Regions from separate parts of the Homo sapiens genome. Here region 1 is linked to region 2. The links are chromatin contacts, found by Hi-C or POLR2A ChIA-PET in ENCODE. All regions are on one chromosome and are shown on one strand. Each heading gives the region's core, a stretch centred on a gene start or an enhancer-like site at or near the end of the contact. The rest is flanking DNA. Distances are from core to core; before and after follow the strand shown.

Evidence for each region. Hi-C counts contacts between places; a loop is a spot of excess contacts on that map. ChIA-PET counts read pairs that join two places held with the same protein, here RNA polymerase II (POLR2A). Pooled maps may share reads with other maps.
Region 1: a pooled map shows a loop between it and region 2 (2.2-fold over the local background). The contact joins the promoter of ZFP36L1 here to the enhancer-like site in region 2. A Hi-C loop is called at or near these places in 1 of 50 pooled maps. POLR2A ChIA-PET finds 5 or more read pairs at or near these places in 2 of 52 experiments (B cell and activated B cell).

Annotation. Positions count from the first base shown.
Region 1 is chr14:68,791,584-68,797,625 of GRCh38, reverse strand. ZFP36L1 (ZFP36 ring finger protein like 1) reads left to right here and starts at 4,559. Exons shown (of 2, transcript NM_004926.4): 1 at 4,559-4,744. The coding sequence starts at 4,688. RefSeq lists enhancers at 1,332-1,391, 2,572-2,731, 2,394-2,938 and silencers at 1,512-1,831, 4,112-4,311, 4,332-4,401.
Region 2 is chr14:65,351,466-65,357,049 of GRCh38, reverse strand. It overlaps a transcript of FUT8 not described here. Among named protein-coding and RNA genes, the nearest start is that of MIR4708, 19 kb to the right of the region's middle. RefSeq lists enhancers at 1,014-1,103, 1-1,123. Within about 2 kb of position 3,794, at least 5 of the 41 ENCODE cell types and tissues checked have a DNase peak (open chromatin) inside an H3K27ac peak, as active enhancers do; they include B cell, where a contact is called at or near this core.

The sequences.
Region 1 (6,042 bases), core at 3,310-5,809, 3.4 Mb before region 2:
AAAGGCCCCGGAGTAGGAGGAAGATGGCTCATTCTCATCTAAAAAGGACTAGAGCACACGGAGTGCCCTGGAGGGTGGGAGAAGTGCATGGGGAGTGAGAAAAACCCAAGCTGGAATAAGAGAGTCAGATTACGCCAGACTGCTCTAGGTGGGGCCTAGGTTAGGGTGGGTGGAGAGGTGTAGCTGTGGGCTGGCCTGATAACTTCACTGACAGTTGGAACATCTTGCAGAGACCCGGGCAATCAGACCCCCCAGGGCAATGCTGGACCTGGGATTGGATTCTCAGTAGTCCTAGCAGGAGGCGGCCTGCTCCCAAACCCAAAGATTCCAGACACCCTGCAGTGCCGCATTTACCGTAGACCCTAAAGTGCCCTCTCCTGAGGCCTCTGCCTTGTTCAGGAGAATATTGACAGCTCAGTAATACACACTAAGCTTTCTGAGGGGCTTGAGGGCTTTGAGAGATAAGATAGTCTGGCTTGTACAGACTACCACAGGGCCCCAGTGATGTAGTTGTTTTCAAAAATACTTGTGTCAATAATCAGGTATTTTTCAGATGGGCAACAGATCCCCATCACCCTACCCTGAACCACTTTACTCTCCCCCAGGCTCCAAGCCCAGGGCCTCTCCCCATTTCCAGGCCTCAGGGCCTGTCTTATCCAGGGCTGGGGGTGGAGGCTAGAGAGTGACACAGATCAAACTTATAAGTTGTCAGTTGACCATTTAATGGAAGTCTACACTGAATAATCCTTTGCCAAGTGAATAGCCCCGGAATTTGTTTTGTGGTGTAATAAGGGTTGCCAAATGGCTTAGTTTACATACAACAGCATGACATATAGACGGTTGCAGCGAGACATGACTCTAGGCACTTTATGGGCCAAATGTAGGCAGTTATCATGATTCCTATTTCAGAGATGAAGAAATTGAGGCCTTGGTCAGTGACTTGAAAAGTCACATAGCTAGAAAATGGCCAAGATTTGGATCCAGGATTGCCTAACTTCAATATACTGGCTCACTGATTCTCAAACATTAGTATTTGGGTCGTGAGATGGAAATTTACCAAAAATGCAGATTCCCCGGCCCCATCTGGGCCAGGGAATCAGCATTCCAAACTTTAAACAAGGGGACTCCAGGTGTCTCTCTCTCTTTCAACCTGAAGAATTTGGGGGATTTTGCAAATGACCTGAAGCCTGAGAGGAAGTGCAACACTGCAGGGCTCTCAGGAGGGGGTACCCTGCTGACGCCTGTGACTAGGCCTAACCTTCTGGGGTCCTGCGGCCCAGTGCTGCACACTGTCATCTGCCTTGAGGTGCGCCTGGGGTCCAGATTGGCCGATGAATACGTACACCCGCAGCGCCTCCTTCACTCCGAAGACTTTCACTTTCCCCCTTGCACAAAACCGAACATCCCACCCCACCACCACCTCCAAGCTAAAATACCTGGGCCGCCCCTCCCCACGAAGGGACGCGCTCCAGGCGAATGGGGAGGGCCCGGAAGTCGGGCCTGGGACAGAGGAGCCGGCCCACCGCCTCCCGGTCGGAAGCGGCAGTGCAGGTGAGGCGGCGGCCAGCCTGGGGACTGCGCGGGTAAGGAGCGGGAGGGCGGAATGCACCGCGAAGTTGGCGGGGGACGGCCACGCACGCCTCGCCTCGGCCTTCCTGCACCGTAGGGCCGCCCTCCCGCCACCCCTGGGCACCTGTCGACCACGTCTGGGCGAGGGCGGGTCGGCTCCCGCCCTCGGGCCCTCACCGCGGCGGGGACGCCGGGTCAGCGAAGGGTTAAGGGACTCGCTCCCTCCTCTCGGCTCCCTCACCCTTGGAAAGTCCCCGAAATGACGTTTCAACCCGACAATTTAAAAAAGAGTTTAATTATAGAGACAGGCTCTGGGAGCTGGAACAAACCCTTGGTCGGCGGGGCCGGTAAACAACTCGGGAGCGAGCGGGCTAGGCCAGTCGCAGCCTTGCGGAGCCCGCGCCCCCGGGGAGAGGGGGAGGGGAGGGCCTCCGGGAGTTGGAAAAGCCGAGGAAATTCGAGGAATCAGCTTTCTTTGGAAAAATCCACTTTGTAGCCATTCTGGGGCGCCTGATGGTGCTCCTGGCCGGTCCCGCAGCCTTGGAGGGAAAGCGGCGCCGCCCGAAGCAGGGGCATAGCCGGTGCCCCGCGGGGACAGGCCCTGGGCCGGGAAGGGGGCCCCGCCCGCTCCCAGTCCCCTTCCCCTTTGCTTTTTTCCAGCCCCTCCTCCGGTCCCCCCAGCTGAGCTTCGCGAACCCTCGGGAGTTAAAGACCAGCCGGCCTCTTTTTTGGGGGGGGTGGGGGGTGGGGGAGCGGGAATGGGTGGAGGCCGGGGGAATAAAAAACCGAAATAGCTTCACATCAGAACTCAGACTAACCTTGTGGTTTCAACGCGCACTCTGCTCTGTCCTGAAATCTGGAACTCATTACCTCATCACCAAGAAACTGCACGAAATCTCTCCCCCACCGCCCCAACACCCACTTGGGAAAGGAACGAGCAAACATCCCTCTAAGAAAGAAACCTACACTTGAATGATTTAAATTAAGGTGGATGGAAGTTATTTCCCTTTCTGGCGCTTGCCAGATTTCAAGAAAAGCTGAAAAATGGGAGCGGGGGAGGGAAGCAACAGACGGCTGGAGGGCAGCAGCAGAACAAGCGAGGGGCAGCAGCCGAGTTAAAGTGGGGGCCATCCATTTCGGGCAGAGGAGACAAATGAAAGCCGACCCCGCTGGGATCACGTAGGTTCGTGGCTGCAGCAAAAGTTGGGTTTCACAAAGTTGAAAAACAGCCGGTTTCTCAAACAATTGTGATTTGGAAGGTTTCGCTGGGTTTGCCCAGATGTTTACGAATAAATAAGAAATGCAGTTTTAAAAAAAAGTGTGTGTTGGGGGTGGTGAGAATGCGCTCTCTTCGGCCCGCCCCGTCCTTTCCAAAGAAACGTGCTCATAATGGGGTGACCTAATTACATCGCAATGGAACTCAATCTTAGCCACTCCGCAGCACCGGGTTTCATAACAGACTCGGCGGCCTCGAGTGCTGGGAAGAAACGTGCGAGGGCCGAGGGGGGCGGCGGAGCCCGCGTGGAAATCGGAAAGAAGCGCAGCCCTGCGACTTCCGCCTGGGTCATCACGCCAGCAGTCGGGCCAAGGCGCAGGGGGCGGGTGGGGGACTCGTTAACTTTTTATTTGGGTGGGCGGCATCCAAACCTAACAGTATATATTTTATCATTTTCAAGGGAGTCATGCTCCATTGCGGGCCCTTCGGTTTCGTGGCTCCCATGTCCCCCTCTCCACCTCCCGCCAAAACGGCGCAGCGTGACAAGCCATATGTTCCACTCCGGTGGGGGCGAGAGAGAAGCAACAATAAGTTAAAAGTGCCGCCTCCCTCCACCTCTTTACCTTCATTCTTACCAAAGTAACCTTTTTTCATTGTTCTAGAGTCTTGAGGTGTGTGTGGGGAGGATGGAGGAGGAGGGAGGGTTGTGGCGCCGCCCAGAATTCGGAGCGCGCGTGGAAAGTAGTGAGTTGCTCGGTGGGCTTTTTCTGGGAGGAAGGGGCATTCAGGAAGGATTAGGGTTTTCTTGACTAAAAAGTTTAAAGATTGGATGCGTGAAAAGAAACGGCACGCCTAGGCCTGGTAAAACAAACAATCGTCCCGGGTTGTGGTCTTTTTTTGCGGCGCCCCCCACCCGCCCACACCCGGAGAGCGCCGGCTGCAAAGCGAGCGCGAGTGTCGACGCGTGCGGCGCACTAAATTGTGCCGCGCTCGCCCCCGCCAGACCATGTCCTCCTGGGGAAAAAGTTTCCCTAGTCCCCCCAGCAGCGCGCCCCACCCTACGCCCCGCTGGAAAAAAAACAGCAACATAAAATCCTAGGCTTGAACATTCTGTGCGTCCCAAATTTCTAATGTCCTCGGCCTGCCCGGTTTGCCGAAGGGAGCCGAGTGTCGAAGAGAAGTCGGGAAAAGGTAAGTTGTGCAGACACTTGGGGAAGTTTCAAGGAGACCGCCAGCTCAAGATGGAAACCGCGGCCCGGGCGCTAAGGACGGGCTTCAGCTCCCGCTGGCAAAAAGAGAAAGTCGAGCCCGCCTTCCTGCCCAACAAAAAACAACAACATGACAACAAGAACCCCGGAGGGAGTGGAATGAGTGACGTCACAGCCGCGCTCTGAGGCTGACAAAGGAGGGGGCGCGCCCCTCCCGCTCTGCGCCCGCGCGGCCCCGGAGAGGGGGCGCCTGAAGCGCCGGGTAGGGAAGTCAGCCGACTTGAAACTTTTCCTCTTAAAGAAAAAAAAAAAAAAGTTGTGCGCGGCTCACAGTGGGGTTTTTTTTTTCCGCCTTCTTTTCTCGTCTCCCCTCCCCCTTCTTCCTTTTGAAAGTTTCTTCTCCTCCCCCTGCCCCCCCTCCCCGCCTGACCGCATGGCTGATTCAACTCCAGTGTCAATCAACTTCTTTTTCCTCCTCTTCCTCATTTAAATAAGTTTAAAGCTCCTCCTCCCCCCGGCCCACCAAATCTGAACTTTATAAATTGGGCTTTGCGCGCCCCAGCCCGGAGTCAGAAAGGCGAGGGGCGCCGGGAACTGGCGTGTGGGACTCCAGACAGGAGAGGCTGCGCCTTCCCCGCACCGGGACCTTCGCGACACACCAGATCCTCGCCCCTGGCTCGCGCGAACGCACAGGATGACCACCACCCTCGTGTCTGCCACCATCTTCGACTTGAGCGAAGTTTTATGCAAGGTAAAGGGGGGCGGAGCATTTGCTTTTCAAAAAGTCTTTTTCTTTTGCCTTAAGAAAGAACCCCCAAAAGTTTGGGTCTTGGAAGGCAATGGGGAAAGTGGTGCAGCGAGATGATTCTTTTCTCCTCCGGCATTTCTCCCAAGTTTGAAGGAATTTGGCCCCGTCCTTCCCACCCTTTGAGTTTCAACAGTTGCTGGCGGGGATTACATGTGAATCTGGAGGCCAGGGTTTTGAGGGGCGAAGTTTGCCTGGCAGGGCAGCCCGGGGGCTTCGGGGGGAGGGCTGGGATTGGGACAAGTTTTGGGCGATCCTGTTTTACGTAACGTGCTGCTGGATCCCAGGTTTGCTGGTCTGATCGGGTTCCCAGTCTGCGCCCTAGGTCTGTCCAGCGGCATTACCCACCCGTGGGGTTGGGAGTGGGAGGTCCCTCGGGGAAGTGAGTCTCGGGACAATGTTTTCCTCCACTCTTTGGGGGGAGCTGGGGATATGCGAGGAAGAAAGGCCAAGTTGTGATTCAAAAAGATGTTGCAGAACAAGTTTGCAGTGGGGCTTGAGTCCGCCCTAGCTCCGTTGGGCTTCTTCCCGCGATAGCCGATCGTGCAGCAAACTTTGGGGTGAAAGAGGCATTCAGGTTGACCCGCTTACCTGTGTTGCCGAGGCATTGCGGCTCATCGATTGCGGGCGGGGTTGGGGGGGGAGGTGGCGACAAAATGCTGGCTTGAACTCGAGAGTCCCGCGAGTAAGGATTTAATGGGGGGCTCCTTAAAACATGTTGCTTGTCAGCCAGTGTTGAAAAAGCAAGTTTTAAACTCGGAATGTTCCAGGACTGCGGTTTAAATGTACATAGCAAAAGTCTATGGATGTTGTTAAATTTCTTTCCAACCTCCCCCTCCCAATTTGAAAGGGTGAAGCTGCTGGGCTACTTTTTAATTGCTGAAGTGTTTTGCCTTCTCTTAACACGTCGGGTCATGTTGCTCTGTTTTCCCAGCTTGCTGCTCCTGTTGGTGCAGCTGCCAACGCCCCAGGGCTGCAGGGTTGGGGTGCAGGGACGCCGAGGAGCTGAAGAGTAGCATTTAAAAAGTTTGAATTTTTCAGCTTCCTTCCCTCCCTGCACATTCCCAAACTCCACTTGCCAGCCCGGCTGCCAGCGCTCCCCAACATTTCTTCCTTCTTTTCTCGACTCTCCCGCTCTTTGATCTATTTCTTTCTTTGGCCCCCCTCCCCCCTCACGACTTTTTAAATGAACCTCATTGTTGGGAACCAGCTCTCGACTGGGTTCCTGTAATCCTCTCGGTGGG
Region 2 (5,584 bases), core at 2,545-5,044:
ACTCATGGCTTCTATTAATCCAGATGAGACCCAGAAGCTCCCTTCTGGTTCTTACCTCTCCTGGGGAGAACTTTGTCCCAGTGCTTGCCCCTGACCACATGAGTTGAATGAAATCAACTCAGGTGGCACGGAAAAGAGGCCAGCAGTAGTGGCCTCAGTGCCTCTGCCAGATATGTGAGCCGGTGTTCCAGTACCCTGCTCTCTCCACATTTTACCTTTGGGCCTTTGTTTTTTTACAAAGCAGCAGTAACTCCCAGATGGTTTGATATCAGAGGTCATCACCCCACCTTGCTGCCTACTAAGGACATGGTGGCCCAGCCCTAACAAACCACAGAAAACTTGCATGCTTGTCTTCAACGGAAAGAAGAGAAGGCTTCCTGGTGGGCCCTCCCTAATGGAGCCAACCACAAAGCCAGCCATTGGACAGGACTCTAAAGTAAGGAAAGGCAGTCCCCTCCCAATTCCCCACCCACACTCTCTCACCTGCCACGTCAGGAAGTGTAGGGTGAACCTCTTTATACTCAGGTGTTAGTCATGCTTCCTATCCCTCCCAAGGGGGCATCCTAATATGGGATCCCTTGGAGGCAGCAATGACTCACCCAAAGGAATGACGCTGGTAACAGAACGATCATCAAATGATGATAATCGAATGAGGCTTTTTTTTTCCCTTTCTGCTATAGGAAAAAAAGAAAAAAATATATTTTTCTTTTCTTTTCTTTTTTTCTGAGATGGAATTTCACTCTTGTCACTCAGTCTGGAGTGCAATGAGGCAATCTTGGCTCACTGCAACCTCTGCCTCCCAGGTTCAAGCAATTCTCCTCCCTCAGCCTCCTGAGTAGCTGGGCTTATAGGCATCTACCACCATGGCTGGATAATTTTTGTATTTTTAGTAGAGATGGGGTTTCACCATGTTGGCCAAGCTGGTCTTGAACTCCTGACTTCAGGTGATCCACCCACTTCAGCCTCCCGAAGTGCTAAGATTACAGGCGTGAGCCACTACACCCGGTGGAAGAAAAAATTCTATTCCTCTTCACTGACCTCCTAGCTCCCCAGTTAGCTAAGGCTTTGTGTTTAGCGGTCAGTCTTAGTTCCTCATTTTGTCTTGGGGGTAGTGGTGGCAGCAGTTAGCTAATGGTTTCTCTATAATTCAAGGGTCAAACCCAAGAAGGAATTAGATGGCAGTACCCCAGAGGATGAGGTGGGGATTGGTTGGAGAGAAGCTAGGGCTTTGTGGATGAGAGAGAGAATTGGATTCTATGAGTCTGGAGCCTTGCGCCTTTTCTGTAAAGGGCTCTGGAGGTTGCTGGTGTCTAGGGGAGCAGTTGGTGCCTGGAAGTCAGAATGTCTCTGTAGGAGGGGTTTAGGGGCAGCAATCTGATTGAAAGGCTGGGAGGGGAAGAGGATGCTCTAAGCTGTTTACATGGCTACATACATGAAAATGAGAAAATATTAATTACCTACAACAAGGAACAGGGGATGCTGACCTAGATTACGGGGAGAAGATCTAAAGTTTCCTCAACACTCCTTCTACTACCACCACCACTCAAACTTGGCACATGACTAATACCTCAAGGACAATCTCTAACTATATAACCTTGGAAATATCCACAAGGGCCCCTGTGGCAGAGCCTGCAGGTAAAGTAGGCACTTTGAGGTGAAACCTTTTAGTCCAATAGCTGTGTCACATAACAAAAGTAGCAACATTAATAATGGTGGCTATTTTATTGGCTAACTCAATCCCCTGCCCCATTTTGCTATTACCAAGCAGGGCCCCGGATTCTAGTACGGCCCAACAGAAAAGAGGGGATTTCAATAATCATTAATATTGGGGATTGCACCAGCCAGGGCAAGGTGGGGCTCACAGCATGATTCCATTTGATTTTAAAAAGTAAAGTGATGTGCATTTCCTTGCTCCTTGGCGAAGTGGAGCGAATTCCTACCTGTTATTTAGGCATCAGTGAGAGAGTGGTGGAGCGGGGAGGGAGGCAGAGTGATCCTCAAATCACCAGGCAGTAGGAGAAGCTGCCAGGCTCTGCCCTCCTCCATTTGCCTTTAGTTGGCAAAAGACAAATTAGCCCAGCGCCTCCTGAGCTGAGTTTGCAGTGCAGAGTCTGCAAGAATGTTTGCTTGGGGAGCAGCACTGTGCTTTACCTCAGCAGGTGTAATTCCATCACATGATTGTCTTGGATCTGCTTTTCCCCACTCCAGCCTGAGCTTGCCAAGTCAGAGAACGATAGCTGAGAAATAAATAGTTCTTCTCTGTGTCAGCCCAGGAAACACTAAGGGTCCCTTTACACGGTATAGAATGAGCATTTTCTTACTGCTGGGGTTAAAGAAGGCCTCTCTCCCTGCCCTTGAGGCCTACAGCCAGAACTTTCTCTTTGCGGGAAACTCACTGGCTTCCACGGGAAGCCAGACTGGGCCCTGCGGCCTGCCCTGCCCAGCCCATACCCAAGCTTTACAGGTCGCCAACACACCAGTCAAAGGAGGAAGACTAGGGCCTTCACGGGGACACAGAGACAGGGCTAAGTGCTCTACTGCCTTGGAAACTTTCGGTACAACCTTGGCATCTCTAGCCCAGAGAGTTATTTCTATTGCAGTTTAAGGTTACTACCTTGGGCAGGTAACTTTCACCTTCTGGAAACTGCTGACAAGGAAGCTAAATAAGAGGGACCTCCCCAGCCCAAGCCTGGAAAGCTCAGCCATTCAGCCCAGGAGCCAAGATAAGGTGAGCCTGGTCAGTGCCAGCAGCCTGGGCCCACTCATGCCTAAAGACTCGTAGGGTCCCGTGAAGCCAGGTCAGTGTCTGACCTTCCTCTTTCAGGTTACAGATGTTCCCTCTGCATGTCTGTTGCAGGACTAAGCTGGCTTGAGAGACTCTGGGGTTTCTGTACAGCCCTGACAGGGACCAAGAGAAGAGAGACTATCACTGAGTTCTAGGGACTCCTTTTTTATTTTTAGTAGAGACAAGGTCTTGCTGTTGCCCAGGCTGTTCTCAAACTCCTGAGCTCAAGCGGTCCCCCTACCTCGCCCTTCCAAAGTGCTGGGATTACAGATGTGAACCACTGCCCTCAGCTTGAGTTCTTACTTGAAGTTCAGATTTCTGGGCTTTTTCTGGAATGAGACACAGTACAAAACCATAACACTTGATGTGATGTTTCTTTCTTTCTTTTCTTTTTTTTTTTTTTGAGACAGAGTCTTGCTCTGTCGCCCAGGCTGGAGTGCAGTGGCACGATCTCAGCTCACTGCATCCTCTGCCTCCCAGGTTCAAGAGATTCTCCTGCTTCAGCCTTCCAAAATAGCTGAGATTACAGGCACCCGCCACCACTCCTGGCTAATTTTTTTGTATTTTTAGTAGAGACGGGGTTTCACCATGTTGGTCAGGCTGTTCTCGAACTCCTGACCTCAAATGATCTGCCCACCTCGGACTCCAAAAGTACTGGAATTACAGGCATGAGCCACTGCACCCAGCCACTTAATGGTAGGTTTCTTATAAACCTACTGCATGGTTATATAAACGAGATGATAGAAAAGGAAATCTCTGTACTGTTGTCTTCAGTGCTTGTTAAGATACACAGTAGCCACTCCAGTGCGTTAGCCATCTCTGACAGGTGCTAGATTTTCCCCATTTGCTACTCATAATCTGCTCTCCACCCTTCTTTGCCCTGCTCTCTGCCCATGAGGCTGAGTCACAAGGATGACATCAGTAGGCTGCTTTTGCCCTCCAGCCTCTAGGGGTTGGCCAAGGAGGTTGGCATATTTATTTCTCTGGTTCCTTCCTGCCAGGTGGCCCTCTCTATCAGCTTTCTAGGTTCCTTTAATGGGTTCCATTGCCTTGTCCTTACAGACATGGTGGCGGTAGTGGCTCTTGCACTCACCAGCCCAAGGGTAGTGCACATCCCTTTTGCTTTGTCTAAGCCCAGTCCATGCTTTGTAAATAGTGACTTTATTACACTCTTCCTAAATGACTCAATTTAAGGGCATCCTTTTTTTTTTTTTCCAGGCTAGGACACTAACAGATGAAACCTTTAGAACATTTTGCCCTTATTACTATTTCTAAGTTAATATGGGGAAATTTTACTTGACTTTGCCCTCTCCTAACTTTTTGCACATAAAATTTTATTTTCTCTTTTTATTTTTCTTTGAGACAGGGTATACTCAGACTGGAGTGTAGCAGTGAATTCCTGGGCTTAAGCAATCCTCCTGCCTCAGCTTCCCAAGTAGCTGGGACATAACATCTAACATTCCCAAGTAGCTACTAGTGCATAACATCTAAAAAAAAATTTTTTTTTAATTTTAAAAATTAAAATTTTTTTTTGTAGAGATGGGGTCTTGGTATGTTGTCCAGGCTGGTCTCAAACTCCTGGCCTCAAGCCTTCATTCTGCCTTGGCCTCCCAAAGTGCTGGGATCATGGGTGTGAGCCACCGGGCTTGGGCTTATTTTCTCCTGGTATTGCTAGTTTTTTTTTTTTTTTTTTAGACGGAGTCTTGCTCTGTCCCCAAGGCTGGAGTGCAGTGGCGTGATCTCGGCTCACTGCAACCTCTGTCTCCCAGGTTCAAGCAGTTCTCTGCCTCAACCTCCCAAATAGCTGGGGTTACAGGCACCTGCCACCACACCTGGCTAATTTTTGTATTTTTAGTAGAGACAGAGTTTCACCATCTTGGTCAGGCCGGTCTTGAACTCCTGACCTCGTGATCCACCTGCCTTGGCTTCCCAAAGTGCTGGGATTACAGGCATGAGCCACCACGCCTGGCTAAAGTAGTTTTTTAAAATTTAAAATGTATACAATAATTTTTTGTTTTCTAAAAAGCAAGATCCTTACTGTAATTGCTTTCAGGAGATAATTTTAGATAATGTATTAGTTCGTTCCTTGTTGATTATAATAGAATATGTGGAACTGGGTCATTTATAAAGAAGAGTAATTTATGTCTTACAGTTATGACGGCTGGGAAGTCCAGGATTGAGGGGCTGCAACTGTGAGGGGACTCTTGCTGGTGAGGACTTTCTGTAGAGTCCCAAGGCCACACTGGGAATCACATGGTGAGGGGCTGAGTGAGCTCACATGCTTGCTTAGGTCTCTCTTCCTCTTCTTAAAAAGCCACTAGTTCCACTCTCATGATTACCTGCTAGTCTATTAGCCCATTAATCCATTAACCTATAAATGGATTAATCATAAGGGTTGAAACCTTTTGATCCAATCACCTCTTAAAGATTCAATACGGTCACATTTTGAGATTAAGTTTCTAACACATGAAATTTGGGGGACACATTCAAACCATAGTAGATAAATAAGGAAAAAAAAGTCTTGCAAATTTTGCATTTTAAACCAGCACTAACAGGTGTTTCCGACGCATGCTACGGCTTAAGAAGCACTGCAAAAGTCAGCTCTTCAAGCTTCTCACAGGCAGCTGTCCTAAGACATCAGCATCCCCTTCCCTCCATTAGAGCCTACACCAATGAGTTTGAGATAAAGCAATTTTATATAAAAACAGCCTAGTATCTCTATATTGGAAAGTCTGTCCTTAACACCAGGTTTTGAAGTCCAGGAAAGCTGTGTACGTTATTTAACTTAAAAAGTTAAAT